Regions from separate parts of the Homo sapiens genome. Here regions 1 and 3 are each linked to region 2. The links are chromatin loops, found by intact Hi-C in ENCODE. Cell type or tissue: PC-3. All regions are shown on one strand.

What was found. Peaks named below come from ENCODE experiments on the same cell type or tissue, not always from the same donor. Only the 100,000 strongest peaks of a DNase experiment are listed, where the experiment ranks them.
Region 1: a loop joins it to region 2, with 10 times the contacts of the local background. A loop is called at or near these places in 3 of 110 quality-filtered maps.
Region 3: a loop joins it to region 2, with 4 times the contacts of the local background. A loop is called at or near these places in 2 of 110 quality-filtered maps.

What each region holds. Positions count from the first base shown.
Region 1 is chr7:50,865,288-50,873,287 of GRCh38, reverse strand. No RefSeq gene overlaps it. Among named protein-coding and RNA genes, the nearest start is that of GRB10, 86 kb to the right of the region's middle. RefSeq lists an enhancer at 4,938-5,438. In PC-3, no CTCF peak of the experiment used is centred here; a DNase peak (open chromatin) is centred at 3,747; H3K4me3 peaks cover 733 bases; H3K27ac peaks cover 2,237 bases.
Region 2 is chr7:51,041,499-51,049,498 of GRCh38, reverse strand. It overlaps COBL (cordon-bleu WH2 repeat protein), which reads left to right. Exons shown (of 13, transcript NM_015198.5): 8 at 5,807-6,116. Among named protein-coding and RNA genes, the nearest start is that of GRB10, 260 kb to the right of the region's middle. In PC-3, no CTCF peak of the experiment used is centred here; a DNase peak (open chromatin) is centred at 3,638; H3K27ac peaks cover 1,864 bases.
Region 3 is chr7:50,829,668-50,837,667 of GRCh38, reverse strand. No RefSeq gene overlaps it. Among named protein-coding and RNA genes, the nearest start is that of GRB10, 51 kb to the right of the region's middle. In PC-3, no CTCF peak of the experiment used is centred here; a DNase peak (open chromatin) is centred at 4,747; H3K27ac peaks cover 5,182 bases.

The DNA.
Region 1 (8,000 bases), 180 kb after region 2:
GTTTTTCCTTTAACAGTCAGGCCTCTCTTCTGTAGGGCTGCTGCAGTTTGCTGGAAATCCACTCCAGACCCTATTCGCCTGGGTCCCTCCCACACCTAGAGATGTCACCAGTGGAGGCTGCAGAACAGCAAAGATGGCTGCCTGCTCTTTCTTCAGGGAGCTGCCTTCCAAAAGGGCGCCAGACCTATCCCAGTGGGAAGGCTCCCGTATAAGGTGCCTGGCAACCCCTGTTGTGGGTTCTCACTTAGTCAGGAGGCACAGAATCCAGGACCCACTTAACAAAACACTCTGGCTGCCCCTTAGCAGAGGGGGTGTGCTGCGCTGGGGGGAGTCCCGCTTGTCTGAACTCCCCAGATTCTTCAGAGCCAGCAGGGGGAAAGACTAAATCTGCTGATCTGCCGAGAGTGTGGCCCCCTCCCCACAGGAGCTCAGTCCCAGGGAGATCAGAATTCTGTCCGTAAACCCCTGGCTGGGGTAGCTGAAATTCCTGCAGGGAGGCCCCGCCCAGCGAGGAGGGCTGGGTCACAGTCCAGCCTAAAGAGGCAGTCTGGCCATGATCTGCCACAGCCACTGTGCTGTGCTGTGGGGAATTCCTCCTGGGTCCAAACTGCTCAGTCTCCCCAGAAGAAGCAGGGAATAATGGCAGACTGTAGCTGTAGTGAAGGCCACCGCCCTTCCCTCCAGGAACTTGTAGTCTTAAGCAGTCTCCAGCCTAGTGGCAGCAGAGAATTTGCACAGCTCTGTGCTTGGGACCCAAGGCCCTGGTGGCATGGGCTCATGAGGGGGATTTCCTGATCTGTGGGTTGCACAGATTTATGGAAAAAGAGTGGTTTCCCAGGTGGGGTAGCACAATCACCCAATGCTTCTCTTGGCTGAGGGTGGGGGCTCCCCTTGCCCCATATGACTACCAGGTGGGCATGGCTCCACCCTGCTTTTCCTCGCTTTCCATGAGTTGCACCAACCGCATAGTCAGTCCCAGGATTCCTCAGTTGCTGGTTCAGGATTCGCTCGCCATTTTCATTCTTCTCAGTGAGAGCCTCTGACTGCAGCTGTTTCTACTAGGCCATCTTAGCCCCTATGCTCAAGAACCACTTTTCTAAATCAAATATTTATAGTTGTGTGAAAGGAAAATAAATCTCAGACCCCAAAATCACTAAATCAAGAGGAAAGTCAAGCTGGAAACTACATCAGGCAAACCTGCCTCCCAATTTATTCCTAAGTAAGATAGCTACAAATATATATATATATTTTTTAAAGCTACATATCTCCCTCGCAATTTACCCACAAGGAAACTCATGTGGGCCTCGAGACCTTCATCCCTAAAACAGTTCTGTTGAATTTCACCCTGGCAATGTAAACTGACAGCTTATCTTCACAGATGCAGGACAGAAAGTCATCCCTCTGCTCACCTGAGACAAATGCATATCTGATTGCTTCCTCTGCCCTATTGTTTATGTGAAAATACAGATTCACCGAGCCAGGCTAAACTGTGTATTCAGGGAAAGGCTGATCAAGGACTCAAAAGAATGTGACCTGGCACTGCCCTGGCCCTGTCCCACCTTTCCAGACAGAACCAATGTACATATTACGCATATTGATTGATATTTCATGTTTCTCTAAAATGTATTCAAGCAAGCTGTACCCCAGACACCCTGGGCACATGTCGTCAGAAATTCCTGGGGCTGTGTCGTGGGCACGTCCTTAACCTTGGCAAAATAAACTTTATAAATTGATTGAGACCTCTCTCAGATATCCTGGGTTCACAGTTGGTACTAACTATTCTCTTCTACCCACATCCTTCTGATGTGTACCCGTCTGATTTCTTTGGTTGCTTATCCAAGTGACCTTAGGTTCTTGGCTGACACATTCCCCGAGCAACACACCTCTCTATGGAGACATACAAGGCGTCAATAATAGACAAATTCTCTTTGTGGAATTCTTGCCCTAGCATTTCACAGCGAGAGATGCCCTCCCGTACCTCCATCACAACAGAGGAATCTGGAGTTCTGTGGCTGCCCACCCAGTTATCATAGGGACCCCGGAAGAACTCAACTAGCTGTCTCCAAATATAGTGAAACCTGGCATGTCCAAGCCAGCCAAAAAGGAGAGACAGAAACAAAGAAATGCTTAGAATATCTTGGGCTCTGCCAGGCATTTGATGTCTCCCATGATGTTTTTAAAACTATACTTAAACATCACCCCCTACTTCTGTCTTTTCTGTTCTCCAGCAAAACAAACCCTATATTCTTAGGAGATCCAGGGTCTTTGTAGGCTTTATAAAGGTGGGTAGGCCATGTGACCTTAAGGGGGCTCCATGTTCAGAGACGTGTTGAAAATGGTTGTGTTGAATTTATACTCAAGTCTCTGCTGTGGCTGCCTCACAGTAGGCAGACCATAATATTGCCTTCCCCTCTGATCTGGTTCCAGTGCCCTTGATTTTAAACTCAAGGCTTCCTCCCTTCACTCTGGACTCTGTAACAGAAAGCACAACAGTTCTTCAGTTACACAGACCTCCATGCCACCCCTTCCAGGATGTGTGACTCCAGGAATAAACTTCAACTACTTTATCTGGATCCACTTCTCAAATTTTTCTGCCAAAATATCTCTGAGTGGATTACACAGGGAAGCCCAGGAGCAGAGTCTAAAACTACAACCATAACATGTCCCTAACTTGCATGTTTTATTGTTCACATGAATTTGGCTTTCTAGTCCATTTGCTTTCATAGAAAATTTTCATTGTAAATTATCTACCCACCAAGTAAAATTGAAGCTCTAGGAAGATATGCCATGATTATACTGGACTATGAATTCATACCTTTAGGGGGAGTATGCATGGTTGAAAAAAATTAGATAAAGCATACAGTTGGTGTATAATAAATGTTGGTTAGTTAACATAGGTAATTTAGACAGTGGTCCAGGAATGGCCCCCCATGGTTGCCCTTATGCTGTCATGTCCTTGGTGCATATCCTTCTAACAGGGGTCCATGAAACCCCTTCCAATCCACTAAGCCAGGGCCAGAGAAGAAGCCTGTTTGCTGTCCCTGTTCTAGGCCCTCATTGGTCACCACCACTTCTATGATCCAAGACAGGGTTCCTATTTCCTGCCTTCTCCCATCTGCAAAATTAGGAGGATGGATTAATTTGTTCTTTTGGCTCCAAATTTCTATCCTGTGCATAGAATAACCTTGTACGAGACTTTCAAGTTTTCTCCCTAGTGGAACTGCTTTAAAAATAGATAAGGATTATTTGTAATTAATTTCCAACTACTTCTATGTAAATAAATATCTGCAAAATGCTTAACTCTCTCAGGTAAATGTTTTTTCTGAAGTATCAATAGTCACTCATTTGCTGAAAAAATCTTTTCCCTTGGTCCCTGCAGGTGTAAATTCCTGCTCCAGTCACCTGTAGAAGTTACCTCCAGTTCCAAACCCATGAAAATTATGCTAAGGAGATATCCCTCTACCTGCATTCGTGACACATGTCATCAGCAAGTCACGACTCTGACTTCAGAAAATTCATGATCAATTTCACACTCTATCTGTTGCTGAGGAGGATTCAATTCATTTTAGGCAAAGCCCAAATGACACTGCATTTTGTCTTTTTTCCCGTTGCCGATGCAGGAGGATTTGGAAGAATAACATTTTAATGGCTTGGAAACTGTTCCCAACAGAATTATCAGAGAGAGAATTTTTCAAGGGTTGCATCACTAAATGACCAAACAAAGACACAGTGTCTGGCTACCACCCACATGACTCGACTGTGAGCCATGTTTTCATAATGATGCAGTGAGATTTAGACACACCTCTTTTATATGTGATAAAAGGAATATTAGCAAGGAAATAAACTTACCTCAGAACTAAGAAGCTATCAAAAAGTAAACCCCACTTTGTGGTTTGTTCTTAATAATAATACGTGCACAAATGTCTTGGGCACATTGAGTGCATAATACACATCACCTCATGTGACCCTCATGCAAGCCCATTGGGATGAGTCCTGTTATTGTCCTCAGTGTACAGAAGGGGAAACCACAGGCTTCAAGAGGCTGGCTAACTTGACCAGCCACCAAGATGAAAGATGGGGAGGAACCCCAGGTAAATAAGACTCCAAAGTTCCTGCTCTCTGCTGTTGATTCGAATTCAGCAAGTCTGAATTAAAAGACTAAATTAAAGAAAAGGCTGAGGTATAGAAAGTACTATAGCAATGAAATGTTGCATTTCTCTACATATAAATGATTTAACTTTATTAAAGTATAAGCTTGAAGTTTTTAGAAAGCCCTTTTAGAGAGATAAAGAGAATTTATTTGAATTAAACAGAACTGTGTTGGCTTTAAGGGCATTTACAAGAGGTTTTGTTTCTTTAATAGGTTACATATTCTGCCCCAGGGCTGTCTCCAGCTGACCAACATAGTAATGAAATCCCCTTTTCTTGTTTAAAGGACCAGAGTTGATTTATTTAAAGCTTGGGTTGTCTCCATCAGCTTCTCTAGGGGAATGAACCTCTCCTCCACCCCTCTTCTCCCTATACATCACATTTCCCTCTTGCCCATCTCAAAGAAGTGTGAACCGATTCACAACAGGATGCTCCTGGGGGCTTAAGACTGACCCTCTCTGAGCAGAGCACTTGAGTAACAGATGCATGGCAAATGTCTGTAACACTCTGAGGAACTGGCATTGAGGTTAGCATTGCAGAGACATACAAAGGCACAATCCCTTCCTGGAATAATCTGCCGCTGGGCCCAGTTTTCCCACTCACACCTTTTGTGACATAATTTTGCCTCTCATTCTGGATGACTGTGGTAGACTTGTTCATTTCTCCTCACAGACTCAGGGCTCCAGTCCCATGGAACGTTTGCTGTTCCCTGAAATCATGATGCGGATCCCCACCCCTTGCCTTTGTTGCCTCTTCTACCTGGGCTGGCTTTTCCTTTGCCTCAACTCTGTTTTGTGGGAAAAAGGCAAGTCCCTAGGAAATGGCAGATCCAGTAGATTATGGAAAAATGTAGCATCCACTCATGGAGAGTGGGAGAGAGGTCCAAAGCACCCTCAGTGAATGAGTGCATATCACAGTTATTACTAATTTGCAAATGGTGTGTGGCACACAGGCAGTATGGGTCTGCATTCCCTTTCTCTTCCAATATGGAAAAAAATGTGTGTCACGCAGGGATTTTTTTTCCACACTGGAGGAGAAAGGGAACGTAGAGCCACATTATGGAGCCCCATCTCATAGAGGAGGCTCCCAGCACCAAGGAGACAGACCTGCTGCCCAAGAAGGCAAGAGCTTCCCGGCTGCAGACCCAGAGACTCGGTTGGCCTCACTGCCTTTGCTGCATCTGCTGCCGCGGTTCCCCATCGTGTCAAGACCTAAAGCCCTGCGACCACTGCCACCCCAGCCCACTGCCATACTTAGCCAGTCAGGTATTGTGCGTCTCAGTCTCAACCGTGCTCTTTTCGAAAGAGATACATCTTAGAATCCTTCATCCAAAAAGCCTCATCTCGCCAGTCAGTTCACAGAAGCCAGGCCATCCCCTGCGCCCCTGGAAGCTGTGTTCCTGCACCCGTGCTGCCTTTTATATGAGCTTTAGGGGCCTCTACGAGGTGACTAGGTCATGGGTGGGATTCACAGTCCCTTCTGAATGGGATCATAGCCCTTATAAAGTAGGCTACACAGAGTTTGCCCCCTTTGCTTTCCGCCGCAGGACGGAAGACACGGCGCTCACTCCCGGGAAGGGCAGCAACAGGCGCCCCTTGGAAGCAGCCTTCAGCGGACACCTGAACGAATCCGAGACTTTCCGACCACCAGAAGGGCAAAAAAATAATTTTCTGTTGTTTGTAAACAACAGAGATTTTTCATAACAGTCCAAACAAACTAAAACATATATTAATAGTTTGGGGCTTATGCTAGCATATCTGGAAGCATTGACTGCTGTATAATGTTATTTCTTTTGTCATTATGTAATGCAACTGATGCAGGCATGTGTGATACAACTTAAAAGAAGACAAAACCTTGGGGTCGGGGAGAGCGTATGGTAGACTCTGCCCCCACCCTCATCCCCGCTGAGAGACTGAATATACAAATGACAATGGCCAGACCATCTATAAAAATAGAATCTGACCCACATCCCCCAGCAACCTGCCCGGGAAGCCAGCCCCAGGGCTCTAGCAACCAGCCAAAAAAGCCAAACAATAGCCAGTGCAACAATCAGTCCCAAACAGTGAGACCTCATTAATAACTGACAGCCTCCTTAATTTTTGCCCCCAGGTCCAACTTAGGACCAACCTGAGAAAGCCAAATTTGCCCAGGACGGCACCATGGGTTTTGGCTGGAGCACAGTATTGCTGTTTGCTGTGATGGGAAGTCCACAGAAGGATCTCTCTTCTCCAGGGCTACTCAGAGTGTAGTCTGCGGAATCGACGCTGGTCCAGGAACTCTTTGCTACTGTATTACACCTTCTTGGGTTGCTGTAAAGAAATACCTGAGGCTGGGTAACTTATAAAGAAAAGAGGTTTAATTGGCTCACAGTTCTGCAGGCTGTACAGGAAGCATGGCGCTGGTATCTGCTTCTGGTGCGGGCCTCAGGGAATTTACAATCGTGGCAGAAGGTGAAGGAGAAGCAGGCACGTCCCATGGCAAAAAAGGGAGCAAGAGATAGAGAGAGGAGGTGCCACACACTTTTAAACAACCAGCTCTCACGTGAACTCACTCATCACCAAGACAATGGTGCTAAGCCATTCGTGAGGGGTCCACCCCCATGATCCACTACCGCCCACCAGGCCCCACCTCCAGCACAGGAGATTACATCTCAACATGAGATTTAGAGGGGATGAATATCCAAACCATCAGTTACCAAGCTGCAATTGAGATGTATATTGACAATGTTCAGAAACTTTCAGAGCAATTGTGGCATAGTTATGGTAATTATACCTATTGAATGTATGTTGAACCTAATAATTAGAAGTTGGGATTTATCATTTGCATCTTTTTTTAGTAATTTATTTCTATTTTACTTTATAAAAAGATTAATCTGCAATGAGTCAAAAATAAAAATCAAACTGATCTTTCACTACAAAGAATTTGAGAACCCTTGTGGCTGTTCTCCTTATAGAAATGAATGGAGTCAAAGGTAGTGGATGACAGTGGGTTATCGATAGATACAATGGAAACTCCTTGCATTAATAAATAAATGTGTGAGTTGAGTGAGAAAATGAATAATTGTTTATCCAATACATATGAGGTCAGCATAATTTTGAGAGGTTAAGATACCTACCCCAAGATTCCCAATGGAAGCTCAGGCCCTTTGTGCTATAGGTTTTTCTGCAATAATACCAACGCTCTTAGGAGCTAGAAAGTTAGTCACTGTAAAACATAAACCATAAGCAATTTAGCCAGCATACTTTATCAGTAAATTGCAGTGGAAAACTAAACAAGTAAAAGGTTTGAATTATGTTTCTGGAAATAAAATAGTAACAGAAATACAGAGATATCAAAGGTATTAGTATCATGTTAGCACATAAGGCTATTTCTAATTCAAAACAACTATTTTAAAGGGAGCAATCTAGCTCCATATACTAGAACGTACCAGGGCCACTCCCTGTGGATCTGGGAAACATTCCCTCAGGATACGTCCTATTCAAAGCGCTGAGCTGGCAAGAGAATTTGTGTAGAAAGAGCGTTTGGAAAGTCCCATTGCTGTACCTGCCAATGTGCACAGGACTTTTACCAATCCTGTGTCCAATTTCAGAATCTGCTTCCTTGTTATTTCCTTAGCCAAAAAAACATTGACAAGAATAATAATGACAATTAGCATGCTGTGAGGAATACCCTGCTAAAAACGAACAGTGTCCAAGTAGCTGACTCAACATTTGCATCAACAGGCCCCCACTCATGTGATCACTGCCATCTCAGGTTCACACCTGTTTCCATCGCGAAGCACGCAGCACTCGTGGTCTGCTAAGCCTGGAGATCTCAATATTGTATCCGCCACGACATGTGATGACGCTTCC
Region 2 (8,000 bases):
GAGAATCAGGACTTTCCAAGGGAATCCACTTCCAAATGTTATACCTCCACATGTATTCTTTCCTGGAATTCATGTGCCTGAGAACTCACCTGTGACCAGCATCATTCCAAGTCTTTTTCCCCAATGCCAGTTTTACAGATGCCCTCCTTCTCCTTCATAAAAGACAGACATACCCCTCACCCATCAGGAAACTCACTGGGGTGCACTTTCCTGAGATGGGCAAACCTTATTCCTGATCTCAAACAAAAGAACAAATGGAAATATTGGTATAAGATCAAGCAGATAAATTAATGAGTTGGTGGCGAATCTTTTTGAACATCAGGTGGTTTCCCAATTTTTCTTTCCAACCAAATTGACAAAGGATCTAACTGAGTTGTCAGATTATAGATCATTAAGCATAATTTTTGTGACAGATTAATGAAGTGATTTTTGACATATATTAGAGGAAAAGTTTTAGAAACCTAATGGAATGATGTAACCATAACAAAAGTCCCTTAATTTACCTTCGTATGTGACAAGCTTTGCCTAGTGCTTATATCTATAAGAGGAAAAGTAGACCTGAATTTATGCCAAACCCTGCCTCATGCTAGCAATAAGTAATCCAGTCATTTTTAAGGAATTAATTGAAAAAGCCTCACTCACTTATGAAATGCAGTTCCAAATGATATTTTACCATTTTGCTTAAGAAATGTCAAAGTTTCTAAGAACATTTATGTAATTTTGGTTGGCTGTTTTCTATTAGCACAAGGATAAACAATATAAAAAGGAATTTAATACAACTTGCTTATGGTGAGGGAAAATGAAAATTACATTTTAACTTAGATACATATTCTATACAAAGAGGCTTGATGAATAAAAAAAAAAACTCAAGCATAAAGTACATTCAGTTAGGATAAGATTCTGTTAGGTAGTGAAATGGAAATAAGTTCAAGGAAGAAGAGACATGCTCTAAAATTCTGCCTGTTAAAGGAAGAACTCATTTACTAATTTTTACGTGGAGGGGCCTGGGCATGAAAATACTATGATATCCAGATTCCTTTGTTTATATTTTTAAATGGCAAAATATTTTTGCCATTGTAAATGGCAATTTACAATTAATTTAGTTGTAAATGGCATATTAAACAGTAATACAATTTAAAAAATTACAATATTTTTAAATTGTAAAATATTAGTATTTATAACACAATTAAAATGTACATCTGTTGCAACCAACTGAACTCATGATGGAAATTTTCAGACGTCAATGAAAAATGGAAGGAGATGCATGATTGTTCAAAATTATTTGGAGGGATATGCCAAAAAATTATTTCTATTTATTTATTTATTTATTTTTGAGATGGAGTCTTGCTCTGTCGCCCAGGCTGGAGTGCAGTGGTGTGATCTCGGCTCACTGCAGCCTCCGCCTCTCAGGTTCAAGCAATTCTCTGCCTCAACTTCCCGAGTAGCTGGGATTACAGGTGTGCACCACCACACCTCGCTATTTTTTGTATTTTTAGTAGAGACAAGGTTTTGCCATGTTGGCCACGCTGGTCTCGAACTCCTGGCCTCAAGTGATCCGCCCACGTCAGCCTCCCAACGTGCTGGGATTACAGGTGTGAGCCACTGCACCTGGCCCCCACAAAATTATTGAAATGCTTTATGTCAGTTTGTATCACTAGTTCAGAAGCACTTTACCTTGTAATTTTTCCCTTTCTTCCAAGTGCCTAGAACATAGAGAACAAAGTCAACACAGGTTAAGATGAAGTGCAGCTTTGCTTGTTGGTTGTGAGTGGCCGTGGGACCCACAGGCAGCAGTGTGAGGTGGCGAGGTAGCTTTTCTTTCATTGAAACATTTTCTCTGGGCCATATAAATTTGGTGGAACTGGCTTTTGAGAAATCCTCTTTCTTAATGAACCACAAAAAAAGCAATATCATAGGACACAAGATCTTTAATTTGCGTTTAATAAAACAATAAAATGAATCCATTCCAAAATTACTTGGAAGATACTTACATTTAGTGATGGAATTATCTTTGCTGACTCTGTAAAAGAAAAACTAGTACCGAACTGAGAATAATTGTGTTCAACTTGAGGAACTAGTAGCCCTAAGTTAGCATTTTCTTCTTTATACTTGAGCTGAAGAATTTACCAAAGCTCATTCAGAGATATGTAATGGCCTCTGAACCATGGGATTATATAATTTAGGTGGAGGACAATAGAAGGGTTAATATTCCTTACTCAGGCTCTGTGGCTATTCATTTAGAAGAGAATTAAATCATGAATTTATATTAGGCTTCTGCGAAAGACAAAGTAAGTGTGCTTTTTCACATTTGCAAAAATCCTGCAGTAATAACTTTTTAGTTCAAAGAGATTGTTCATGCCTTAAGAGAATAGCAAAGTTGCCAGTGCATTAATTAACTCAAAAATAATGACTTACCCTCTCAGGGAAGACAGAATATAGCAGAAAGGACAAAGCCAATGTTGTATTCCTTTTAAAGATTCCTAATTAGTCACTGGTCAGTTGTAAAAATGAGTGTTTACATCCTATATTTTGATTTGGCATTTCAAAGACTGTTAACAGTTCCACTCTAGAAGGGATTTTAGAGCCCGTCAGAGCCAACTGCTTATTTTACAGAAAGGGGAAAGGGGATTGTTCAGAGTGCAATTTGGGCTTTCAATTCAGCCCTCCTCCTGCTGCCCCTGGGTTTCAGGCTGGGGTCCCTGGATCGCTGGCTCTAGGGAAGCCCCTCAGAGGCTGGACAGAGGGTGGGAAATGGGACACACACAGGATCTGGAGGACAGGACCTGGGCCCCCAACCTCGATGCAGCCCAAGCAGCTCCACGTTTTCCTTTTATGTTCTGAGTTTCCGTTTAGCATTGATGAAGAAAAAAAAAGTCTCCTGCACCATTATCTCATTCAGAAATTGTCAAAACATGTTACAGTTCATGGGGTTAATCATCGGAACCAGCTGAAGGAAGAAAAGAGATGTGGGGTGGGGGCAGGATGAGTGAGATGGGCATGTCTGATTCCAAACAAAAGATGCCCAGGACAGAGCAGACCTCGGAAAGGAGGGATCAGAAATTGCCTGAAAACTCACACCAACACAGGTTGGGGCTTCACAGGAATATCTGCCCTTCTCTTCAGATCTGTGCTCTCTCTGACAGCTCACCAGGAAGCTTCTCTGGAAAGTTCCCCACTCAGCCTCCATCACCCTCCTCAAAGCCTTTGCAGGTGCTCCCCCTTGGCCACACCCTGCCCCACCCTATACTCCGAGCAGGTGCCGGCATCACTGTGGGGAGGTCTGCCTGGTCTTTCCTGGACGGGTCCCACCCCTTTGGCAGAAGGCCTTTCACCCATGTTCCCTCTCCTCCCAGCATTTAGACAGTTGTCTTTTCAATTCCTGTGCCACTCTTCTCCCTAGACGCAGATAAACCTCCTGAGAGCAGGCCCCCCCACCCCCACCTGCTTCTGCACCAATGGCATGAATGGTGTCGCAGGGCTGTGGCCAGGCCACACGGGCCATGGGAAGATTATCCACATGGAGAGCAGGAGGGCTGGCCTGGGCAAAAGGGGAGCTCTGGTAATAGCACTCGCATTAGTCATTTTGTAAATGGTTTAACACGTGTGTGCACCAAATATGTGACCTCTCACTCCATGTTGATTTAAGGCTTTGCAGGTGGCTTAATTTAGACCACAGGCTCTCAACTTTTTTTTATTGCCTCAAAACTTCTGAGGAATATATATGTATCACCCGACAAGCATTCCTGATCTTATAACTGGCTAGAGAAGGGGTGGAGGTGGGTTAGAGTCCCTCTGCCCTGCGATGTGTTCTGTGCCTCCAGAGGGCATGTACCAGGTGCTCTGAGGGCCTCCTCCAAGGGGCCTGGCAGCAGACAGCTAGTGGGGACACATTTGTTAAGGTCACTTTGCGCCTCAGCGATAATCCCTGGAGAGGGAAGAGGGTAAGCCAGGCTAAACCAGCATTTGTGTGGCCCCTACTGTGTGCCACCACCTCGCTCAGTCCAGCCTGCCACACTCTGCCTATGGGAGCACACCGAGAGTTGGTGTGACCATACAGCACTGTCATTCTTTGCGTACGTGTCTGTCCCTTCAGAAGCTGTGAGTGCCAGAGAGCCCACATGCTTGGATTGGAAATATGTGTCCCCAGGCCCTGTCACAGGGCCGTTCACATTCAGGCACCCACTTAGCAACAGGGACCCTGTGGGCAGCAGCATTACCTTACTCCACCAGGGTGTGAATCCAGGTCTCTGTGACCTGAGAGTTTTACTCTTGTCATACTTTTTATATACAACATAGACAGAAAAAACGTGCTGGTTTTATTGTTCAGTGATGGCAGCAAAAGGGAAGGCAAGAGAGGAGTGATGGGAAACAGGGAGCTACAGCGACGTTTCTTCTCAATATTTGTCTTGAACAAGAGTCTAGCCCCAAAAGCTGGGGAGAGAACTAGAAGAGCGAGGTCGCAGCAGACCAGCATCACTGCATTCAGCATATCTCCTCGTACGTTTACACTGCTCTAAACTATTCCTTTTTTTCGTTCTATTCTTTACCTTGGAGCTCTTTAGTGAAATGTATATTCTTTAAACTGTTGTTCTTTCATTTGTTTTATTGTTTGGAATCTCAAATATACCATCACCTGATGGGATTTTCTTTTGGTTTCGTGGTGATAAGTTGTTAGTCTCCTGTCCAGTTAAAATGTTGGTGATGTTGAGTGCAATTGTGATGTCACTTCACTCTCAGTGCATGATTTTGTGGAGTGAGCACTCCCAGAGGAGTCTTAATTCACTTTGGGCATCCAGTGACTATTTAGGGGAAGAATGACTTTAAAACAAAATACACTGGGACTGCAACAAAACACAGTGCTTGTTTTCTGGACTGTTATAAATAGTGCTTAGATCATATGTCCTGAAGTGTCTTGAAGTTTAAAATCTATTTTTATTAAAAAACAATAACAACTCTAATATACATCTGGGCTAGACTTGTGTGTTTTTGTCCTTCAAATTTCATCTCTTTGCATAGAGGCTTCTGTGATTTTAGAGAATCTAGAAGCTCAGTAAGAGAAAAATAATGACCTCCCATTACTTACACTTAATGTATTGCTATCTACAAATAGCTAGGTAGTTGCGCAGAATAGCCATAGTGCTACCCATCATTAGTATTAAGGCTTGACAGAACTTGGCTTGGAGAGCAAGTTGCCACTCTATGCATCTCACCAAACTCCTGCAGCGAATCACATTTAGTGCATAGGAGCCAGGTAACCTCAACCACAGAAACTGGCCTCACATGTAAAAATTAAGGGAGAGCCAAAAGCTGGGGAGTAGGGCCGTGAATCTTCCAGGCCAGATTTCAAATATGAAATACACGTCAGATGTGTCCAAACTGATACTTATGTCTGCTTATTTATATTTCCAAAAACTCTAATTGTCTTAATGTTTTTCTAAAGATCTCACATTAAACAAGTTCCATTAAGCCAAAGGCCAGCCTAGAAACAATTGCATTCAACATGTCATTAGTTTGAATTTTTAAATGTGCTTGCCCATAGCCATAGAGAGGAGACCAATGTAAAAGGCTAATTAATCAAATACTGATTTTTGAGGGAAAATTTTGCCCTCAATCTTACACAAATGACTCCCTGTGAGTTAAAATGTTTCAGGAGTATTCAGCAGTATTTGAATGAGGTTCTTCCTTTACTTTGAGCACCCTGAATCCCAAATTTTAGAGCGGGGCCGACAGACTGATGTCACACTTGTTAGGCAGTATGGACGCCAGAGTGGTTTGGGCTGACCTGTCCTTGCCGTGTCTTGTCCAGTAAGCCTGCCCCTGGGGTCTGGCAGCCACTGCAGCCCGGATGGAGCCCCGCAGGTGCTGTCAGAGGCGGAGGAGACCGTGTCAGTTGGCAGCTGTTTTGCGTCGGAGGACACGACCGAGGACTCAGGAGTGATGAGTTCCCCCTCAGACATCGTCTCTCTGGACTCGCAGCAGGACAGCATGAAATACAAAGACAAGTGGGCCACAGACCAGGAAGACTGCAGTGACCAGGACCTCGCTGGAACCCCAGACCTGGGTCCCCAGAAGAGCCCCTTGTGGGAGAAGAATGGCTCTGAGAACTCACATCTGAGGTGAGTCACGGGAAGGATGGGTGGGTACGGAAGTCACAGCCACATCTGTGTCTCTAAAGAGGGTCTTTTGTCATGGGATCCAACACGTGCTATCACAACCTGCTCTGCACCAGGGGCCCCGACCCTGATTCACAGCAGCTGCTCTCAGGCATGTCTCTGTGCTGTCTATACATCTGCAGTAACTTACAAAGACTGTGTAAGAGTGGCTTGTTTGCTTTGGTACCATACCCTTAAGTATATTTTTCTACTCAATATCATGTTTGTAAGATTTATCCATGATGATATCTGTGTTGTTCATTCATTTATTTACCTGTTTTCCTGATAATGAACACTTAGATTGTTCTAGTTTTTCAGGGCTAGAAACAATGAGCAAGAAACATATGTCTCTATTTACATGTAGAGACTTTTCTAGAAGAGGAAAGTGACAGGAAAGAGACTCATCTTCAGCTTTATGGGATACCTGAAATGCTTATGCAGTTGGCGGGCCCCCCAGTGTCTGCAAGGTCCCCTTGTTGCACACCGATGCCAGTGATTAAGGTCAGTAGACATCTTGAGCTTTGCCAGCATGTAGGCGTCAGATGGCATCTCATGTAGCTTTCATTTACATTTCTCTGATTAGGAAGGATGAGCATCTTGTCATATATTCATTAGCAATTTGGGCCTTATATTGGATTAATTGCCGTTTCATAGCCTTTGCTCTTTTAAAAAACATGCCACGTTTGGCCTGGCATGGTGGCTCATGCCCGTAATCCCAACATTTTGAGAGGCTGAAACAGGAGGATTGCTTGAGCCCAGGAGTTCAAGACCAGCATGGTCAATATAGTGAGACCTTTTCTCTACAAAAAAAATTTAAAAATTAGCTGAGTGTGGTAGCATGTGCCTGTAGTCCCAGCTACTCTGGAGGCTGAGATGGGAGGATTGCTTGAGCCCAGGAGGTGAAGGTTGCAGTGAGTTGAGATTGTACCACTATACTCCATCCTGGGCAATAGAACAAGACTCAGTCTCAAAAAGAATTGAATTAAATTAAACATTGTTATGTTTACTTTTTTTGATTATTAAATTCTCCTTTGTCAGTTATTTACACATGGAACATTTCTAAGCCTGTGGCTTGAACTTAATTAATGTTTTCTTTTCTTGTACAATGATTGTCTTTACATTCTAATATTATTTAATTTTTCCTTTTTCTCTCAGATGTATATAATCTTTGCCTATTTAAGAGATCCTTCCCGTACCCTAAAAGACTAAAGATAGTCTGAATTTCTTGTAAAACTGCTCTCTCACATTTGGGCCCTCTTGTACCTGGGGTTTATTTTTGGGTGTGATATGAAGAAGGATCTATTTTTTCCCACTGATTCCTGTCCCCACTATGGTCAGACATCAAGTGTCCATGTGCACGTTGTTCTGTTCCAGTGCTCTTTTTGTAGCACTGGTGTATTTGTCCATCTCTGTACCAACACCACACTGTCAGGATTCCTTTCTTTATTATATAGAAAGGCATATTGATTCTCTTCAGCCCGCCAATGTTTTTCGTCTTTTAGATAAGTGTAAGAACTCATCAAATAAATATTATGGAAATGTTAACAGAAATAAGGTAAAATGGGCTGGGTGCAGCGGCTCAAGCCTATAATCCCAGCACTTTGGGAGGCTCAGGTGGGCGGATCACCTGAGGTCAGGAGTTCAAGACCTGCCTGGCCAACATGGTGAAACCTCATCTCTACTAAAAATACAAAAATTGGCTGGGTGTGGTGGCACTTGCCTGTAGTCCCAGCTGCTTGGGAGGCTGAGGCAAGAGAATCGCTTGAACACTGGAGGCAGAGGTTGCAGTGAACCGAGATCGCGCCATTGCATTCCTGCCTGGGTGACAGAGTGAGACTCTGTCTCAAA
Region 3 (8,000 bases), 210 kb after region 2:
CCATTTAGCACAGGTATGGGGCTTGTATAACCTGCACCTACTTGGTTGCAATGAGCTTGGCTGCAGTTAGACTTGAGGTCTTTCCATCTGCAGCTGGACGGGCTAATAGGGCAGGTTGGGGATGGTAGCCTCTCTCTTCTCAGGACATTCATTTATTTCATTCATTCAATTTTTGTTTGCTGACTATGTGCCAGGACTACTGGGGATACAGCACTAAAAGTAGACAAAAGGTCAAATATTCCTACCCTCATGGAGTTTATTTTCAAGGCAGAAGAAATCACAGAAACAAAATGAGCAAGAGATATATGAGTAATATATAGAGTGTGTTAGCTCTATACAGTTGATGATTCCAGGTTAGCTGAGGATAAGTGCCATGATAAAAAAAAATAATAAAGCAGAAAATGGCGAGGGAGGGCTACTGAGAAGGTGGCATCTGAGTGGAGACCAGGGCAGGAAGGGGGTGACCATGCCATCATCCATGTGGGAAGTTAGAGGATGAGGAAAGAGTACATGTAGAGGCCAAGTTGTGGGCACCTACCTGGCATATGCAGGCATAGCAATGCAGAGAGGGATAGGAGATGGAGTCAGAGAGATCAAGGGGTGTAAGATCAAGGAGAGACTTACGAGCCATTGTAAAGACTTTGGTTTCCACTCAGGATAAAGGGAAATCATCAGAGAGTTTTTAGTGGACAAGGGACATGCTACACATAACAGGCCCACTCAGGTTGCTGTGCAGAGAACAGCCTAGATAGACATGAACAAGGGTGGGAGGGAGCCAGCACTCTTACCCCATCTGTGGGTTCCTTCTGTGCCTTCTGCCACAGACACCTGGAAACTGGCACATGTGATGGAGTCCCACCCACCAGGGGGTCTCTCCTGTCAATCACTGCTGGGATTTCTAGGCCAACTCCCTTCTCTTTCTCTGAGCTTGAACCTCCTGGTGCTGGACAGACCTGTCCCTAAGCAAAGCTGTGACCAGGGTCTATGGTTCACCACAGGTACGTGTCCTTAGATGGGATGGAGGGAATTTGAACATGTATCTTGTGCCAGCTTCAGCACATTCCAGGCACCTGACATATGCCATCTGATTTAATCTTCACAAAAACCTATAAAATAATCACCACAGAACAGTTGATGATTCAGGGTGGATTTTGGTATGCAAATTCCACCTCTTGACCGTCTTGTCCTCTTGGGGTCTCACTGGTCTGAAACAAGGCAAAGCGAATGATTAACTTGATCATAGAAGTTCGGCCTCCCTTGAAAGCCAATGGGACTTCACATATAAGTTTTCAGCTTAGACCTCAGGAGCTGATAGACTCAAGATGACCCATTTGGTCACAGGCTAGGCTAAGCCCTACCTCAGGGAGCTGGCCACAGGATAAAGATGAAGCCACTGATGAGTGGAAACTTGAACCCATTAAAAATGTGCCTGAAAGCATGGCAGCATGTCACTGTCATTCTTCCCTTACTTACAAGGCATGAGCAGACACAAGGAGAAGCACCTAGATTCACCTCTTGCTGGATTATTTGGGGTGAGGTAGGAGAGAACGAGGTCAGGTTGGAGGAACATGGCTGTGATGGCTTAAACTCCCACCCAGTCGAGGATAGCCTGGCCCTTCCCTTTGAGATGCTCAATTTTTGAGTGTATGTGGAGGGAGAAAGGGAGACTTCTATTGTTCCTACCCCCCATCCTTCAGGCAGCATTCACTGAAGGTCAGGACAACATGTGTCACCTGCTGGCTGATTCCTAGAGGTCTGGAGGGTCAGTCACAGCCCAATGAACTCTTCCAGCAATGGAGAGACGTTATCAGAGATCTCAGTTCTAGGCTCTGATCTCCCGCGCAGGGAAGAATGATCATGGATCATGACGGTGTGAGCATTCTGAATAAGCACTGGGAGGTGGGGCATCAGTTCACCCACAGGGTCTTGAGGTCACTGTTAAAGGCTAAATTGTGTCCCCCAAAATTCATATGTTGGAGTCCTAATCCCCAAGACCTCAGAATGTGATTGAATTATGGTAACATGAGGCCATTAGGGTGGGCCTTAACCCAATCTGACTGGTGTCCTCATAAAGAGAGAGGTTGGGACACAGACACACTCAGAAGGAAGACCATACGAGGACACAGACAGAAGGCAAGCCAAGGAGAGAGGCCTCAGGAGAAACCAATCCTGCCTGCACCTTGATCTTGGATTTCCAGCCTCCAGGACTGCAGGACAATACATTTCTGTGGTTGAAGTCCCCCAGCTGTGGTGCTTTGTTATGGCGACCAGAGCAAACAAACCCAGGCACCTTGATGCCAATGCTGGAGAATTTGGATTTCTGAGCAGCAGCCTGGCTCTAATGCCCCAAAAGAGATAAAATCTCATATCAACATGACTCAGCTATAGGGTTGTAATTGTGAGTGAATGGAGTTGTGAATATCTTTGCTCCAATTTTATTCCTGTGGCCTTGATTCTACTGCTTAATCCTATCAGCCCTGGTTTTCTCCTCTCAACCACCATGTCACACTCCGCTCCTCTCCACCACCGCAACTCCAGATTGTTCTCTCAGTCCCTCATCACTGGACGTTACACACACCATGCCATGTTTTTTCCAGAATGTGGAGATGTACCCGGCATGAGCAAAAGCCTCATTTTTATTCCATGGCTTTGGCAGAATCTCTTTATCTGGACTTCTTCTTCCACTCTCTATCATTACTGATTTGAATCCTCTTTACTCTTTTGGAATCTGCACTTCCCTATTTTCTGACTGTGTCCATATGGTCAGAACGGAAGCCCTGATCCACTCCTGATTCTGTACCCATGCCAGACATCACTGAGCAACCTGGCATCCCCAGCCATTAAGCTGATTCAGGCATGAAAATCGTTCTCGATGGTGACTCGAGGTGCCTCTGCCAACAGATCAGAATAGTTAAGAAAAGGGAAAGCTTCTCACCTTCTGTGATCAGTATGTGGGAAGAGGGCGAGTTCTCAAGAATCTTCTTCTACTTTAGCTGGGAGCACAGAACACACACACACAAGTACGTGCGCACACTCACACACTCACATGCAATGGGGAGACTTCCCTCAGCAAAAAGATGTAGGCGTCCTGCCTACTGGTCACTGGATGTGTCCACTGACCTTACACACTTCTCCATTGTGTCTGAATGGTGGAGTGAAATTCTTCTCCTCCATGGCTCCCTTCAGTAATTCCCTAATTTCCTCAGTAAAGCCTCCATTCCCTCTCCAGCCCTGTTGGCACTTAGCATTGAGATTTCCTAATGGAAACCACTCTCTTCTGTTGGAATCTCAGGGTGTAATTAGCAGTCTGGGATTTCAGTTCCCTTGCTTTCCTTAGGATGAAGGCCAAGCCATTGCCAAAAATGCTGTCACCGTCAGTGCAGCTCCTCCTGGAAGAGAGCATAGGGGGGAGTTGTTTCATGTTGACTGTCTCCTGTATATTTATTGACTGAAACATTTGAGCTGTTGCTCTTCACATTTGTAATTTTAGATCACAGATGCCTAGCATGTTTAATCATACAGCAAAGCTCACATTAATGAGGAAAATGTCACATATATTGTTATCCACCATAAAAGCTGTGAAAAAATATCTCTGCCATCTGCAATGTGCCTTCTGCTGCTGCCTCTAACAATTTTACTAGTAACAATACAAAATTAACAGCAGGGCAAACACTTAAAAATGGAAACTTATTGAACTTCCTCCTTGCTCTACAAAACCAGATAGAAGTACAGACCACCTCTCAAAGTCATGTTGTGATACCTCGCCTGGGTTCCTGCAGCAACCCGCTACTGGATCTCCCGGCAGCCAGCACCCTCCAAATACATCTTTAACGTTTCTGCCAGAATGATTTTCTAAATCTGAGATCTGGAATATCAACCACTACTTAGAAATGTGGTGACGCCTCTGTGGTCCCGCCATGCCAGCCAGAACACACTGTGACCCAGTCCCATCCTGTCCTTCGGCTTTCCCTCCCACCAGCCCCCTCTCATACCCCACCTTCCAGCCAGGCCACATTGCCAGTGACTAACTGGGCCCACCATGCCCTCTCCAGCCTCCACGCAGTCTCTGACTACAACATTGTCCCCATCCTGTGCCTGGCAATTCCTATGCATCCTGTAACATCTGCCTCAAATGTCCGCTCTTCTGGGAAGTCTTCTGTGACCTGTGCAGGCAGAATCCATTGGTCCTCGTGTCCATGAAGTGATTCGTGACTTCCTCCATCTGGAGGACTTCTCACGGGGAATCTTCATGCTCTGTTTGCCAGTGTCGTCTTCTTCCACTCTGAGCTCCTTTATCACAAGGACAGTATTTCAACCACTGTTGCCTCCCAGCCCAACACAGCCATGGCTGCTTTTGTAACTGATTTGGATGCTACAGAATCACAGTGAATGGGGCAAGATGGGTAAGGATTCTTACCCAGGAACGCGCTCTTTTGACTTTGGCAACACAAAACCTTGCCATTACGCAGGCCGTGTTTATTTCTAGGGTTTCTCTCTGTACTTTAGCCCTTTCTGCTACCAAAAGAAATAACAGCCCTGTCAGTCATAGAGCAATTGATAGTGATAAAAATTCTCCTTTTAGACAGTGAGTTCACTTGTTCTTAAGTCATTCTTTGCCACAAACTGCAGGCTCATTATATGAGGAAAATGTGGTATCTCTGAGAAGCCACACTCTTAGAAGTTTATAATTTACCTCAACTGATGACTAAGGTCTCGAGGTTTTTACTGCTTATTTGAGTGTGGTTTGGGTGGGGAAGTGATGATAAACAAAGCTTCGTCTTACTCACTGGAGCTGGTCTGGAAACCACGGAGCAATACCTGTTCTTTGGAAAGGCACCTACTGCTTGCTTGGGGGTGTGGAGAGAAAAGGAGCAGTCCTCTCAAACTTAATCTCTGCTCTGAGCAGGTGCTCACTGTCCAGGATACTCCACCCTCCTATTCTTGTGCTCCATGCCCTGTCTGCTTCTGAGTTTCAGCCAAGACTTGCAGTTGCAAAAGGCTATTCCACCTGACATGACTTTGGGCAAGAAAAAATGGAATTTTGGGCAGGATATTGGGTGATCTCCACAAACCCAAAGAAAGGACACACGTGCAGATTTCAGATAGAAGTGAAATTCGGAAACAGGGAGCAGGAAATGCAACTCGGGCTGGCTTTTGCTCCCCGCAGTCTCTCCACACCCTCTTTGGTTAAATACAACCATCCCTGAAGCCTCAAGTTCATGGTCCTCCGTTCAGACTGACCAGATTCTCTCCACCCTATTTCTGAATTTCCAGTGCTAATGTATTCCAGAATTTCTCCCAGGAATCCACATTGGACAGAAGATAGGTGAATGTCATATGCGCAGAGCCCATCCCCACAGTGGGAAAAAGTGTGGGCTTCACAGACACCCTCAACGCTGATGGCAACCCCCTGCTATCCTTTCTTTTCCCCACACCATGTGAACAGACCTCCCTCAGCACCCGTAGAAGGAACCAACCCTGCCAACCCGACACCTGGATCTTCGACTTCTCACCTCCAGAACTGCGAGACAATACATTTCTCTTGTTTGAGCCACATGGCTTGTTATGGCAGCACCGTTTGAAGGGCAGCACACTGCCCTTCAAAAAGAGGAGACAGACAAGCTGGGCAGGGCAAAGGAGATCTCCCCAACATTGTAGGAGATCAGAATGGCTTGGCCATCATTGCTGAGGCCATAACTTACCTTTAACATGGATGGCCCCTTAAGTGGAGTATGAGGCAATTCAATTGAAGAGATTTTAAGAGTACATATGTCTATACCTATATCTGTATTTATACAGTGCTCATTAGCCAATGCGACTAGTGGCTACCATATTGGACAGCACAGATACAGAACATTTTCATCATCACAGAAGGTTCTGCTGTACAATAATGCTCATGAGAAGCAAATGATGTGAAAGTCATGAGACTAGGGCTCTAGAGCCCTGGCTGGGTTCCAATCCTCCTCCTCCTCTCCAATTTCGTGTGTGTGTGTGTGTGTTTGTGTGTTTGTGTGTGTGTGTGTTTATCATACCCACGCTTACCATGGAAGTCACTTAGGAACAGAGAACCTCAAGGTCAAACTACTCTTTGCCAAGGCTTGAAATTCATGGCTGTTTTTAAGAACACTTATTTACTTGATCATTTTTATTGTTGATCTTTTAATCTACTTTTCCTAAATTTCATCTTGGTTTTTTTTATTTTAGACAGTCTTCTTTCTGTTTGGCAAAACTATTGGTTGGACACTTTTGTTGAATTTCTTCTTTGTTCAGAAATCAACAAAAAACCCCTCAGGTTCAGAACTTCTTTTCTGTTGAGCATGTGCAGTTCAAGGGTTGAAAAAGACAAGGGCTCTGTCTTCAACAGTATGGAGCTGGGCTGTCCAATATGGTAGCCAATGGTCACATGTAGCTATTTAGGTTTAGGTTTAAATTAGTTTAAATTAAGTATGGAAGTCCCCAGTCACACTGATCAAGTGCTCAGTAGCCACATGAGACTAGTGGCTACCATACTGGACAGCACAGATATAGAAGATTTGTATCCTCACAGAAGTTTCTGCTGGACAGTACTGCTCATGAGAAGCAAATGATGTGGAAGACCTAGAGCCCTGGCTGGGTTTCCGTCCTTGTCTCCAATTTCCTGATCATTCATCTTAGGCAAAACATTTGATATTTTTCACTTTTTTTCCCTCTTCCTACTAAAAGAGAAGGAAAACTAGCTTGCTTACATAATGGACGTAGTTTGTGAAATAAAAGATATGTATACAATTTAGTGCAAAAAATATTTATAGAACAATTACCGTGAGCCAGGTATCACGGTAAGTCTGCAGACCAAACACATATAACACATTCTGCTAGCCTCATGGAGCTTGCAGTCAAAGAAGACAAAAATGAGGCCAAAAATAATTATAATACAAGCAATAACAAATATGCACAAGATATTGAAACTGGACAAAATGATACAAAGGTGGAATGATTAATTTGAGGGCAGTGCAGACATTTGCAGGAAGACCTCATATAGGAAGTGTTTCTGAAAGAGAAAGTTTGGAAGATGAATTGGAGTTTGATAAGTTGCACCCGAGTTTTGTGTATGGACTGTATACAATAAAATTCAGGTCTCTCCAGGCGCTGTGGCTCATGCCTGTAATCCCAGCACTTTGGGAGGCTGAGGCAGGTGAATCACGAGGTCAGGAGTTCAAGACCATCCTGGCCAAGATGGTGAAACCCCGTAACTACTAAAACTACAAAAATTAGCCAGGCATGGTGGCTAATCCCAGCTACTCAAGAGCCTGAGGCAGAGAATTGCTTGAACCTGAGAGACAGAGGTTGCAGTGAGCCGAGATCGTGCCACTGCACTCCAGCCTGGGCGACAGAGCAAGACTCCATCTCAAAAAATAAAATAAAATAAAAAAATAAAATCCAGGTCTCTTCTTTCCTCCTCCATTTCTTTCCTCCTCCATTTTCTTTACTGTGATCACAGCTCTACATCTGAAGTGTTCAAACCTTGGGCCGGGTGCAGTGGCTCACGTCTGTAATCCCAGCACTTAGGGAAGCCGAGGAAGGCAGATCACCTGAGGTCAGAAGTTCGAGACCAGCCTGACCAACATGGTGAAACCCTGTCTCTACTAAAAATACAAAGTTAACCGGATGAGGTGGCACATGCCTGTAATCCTTGCTATTCAGAAGGCTGAGGCAGGAGAATCGCTTGAACATGGGAGGCAGAGGTTGCAGTGAGCCAAGATCATGCCATTGCACTCCAGCCTGGGCAACAAGAGTGAAACTCCATCTCAAAAAAAAAAAAGTGTTCAAACTTTGTAGCCGAGCTGAAGAACACACTATTCAAACAGTCTTATGTGAAAGCAAAATGTGTAAAATGTATAAATGCAATGTAGGGTTCCACTTTGGGCCAACATAGAGTAACAGGTATCACATTTATCCTCTTGATGAAAATAATAACAACAACAATAAAACAAGTTAAAAACACCATCAGCTTTCAAGATACT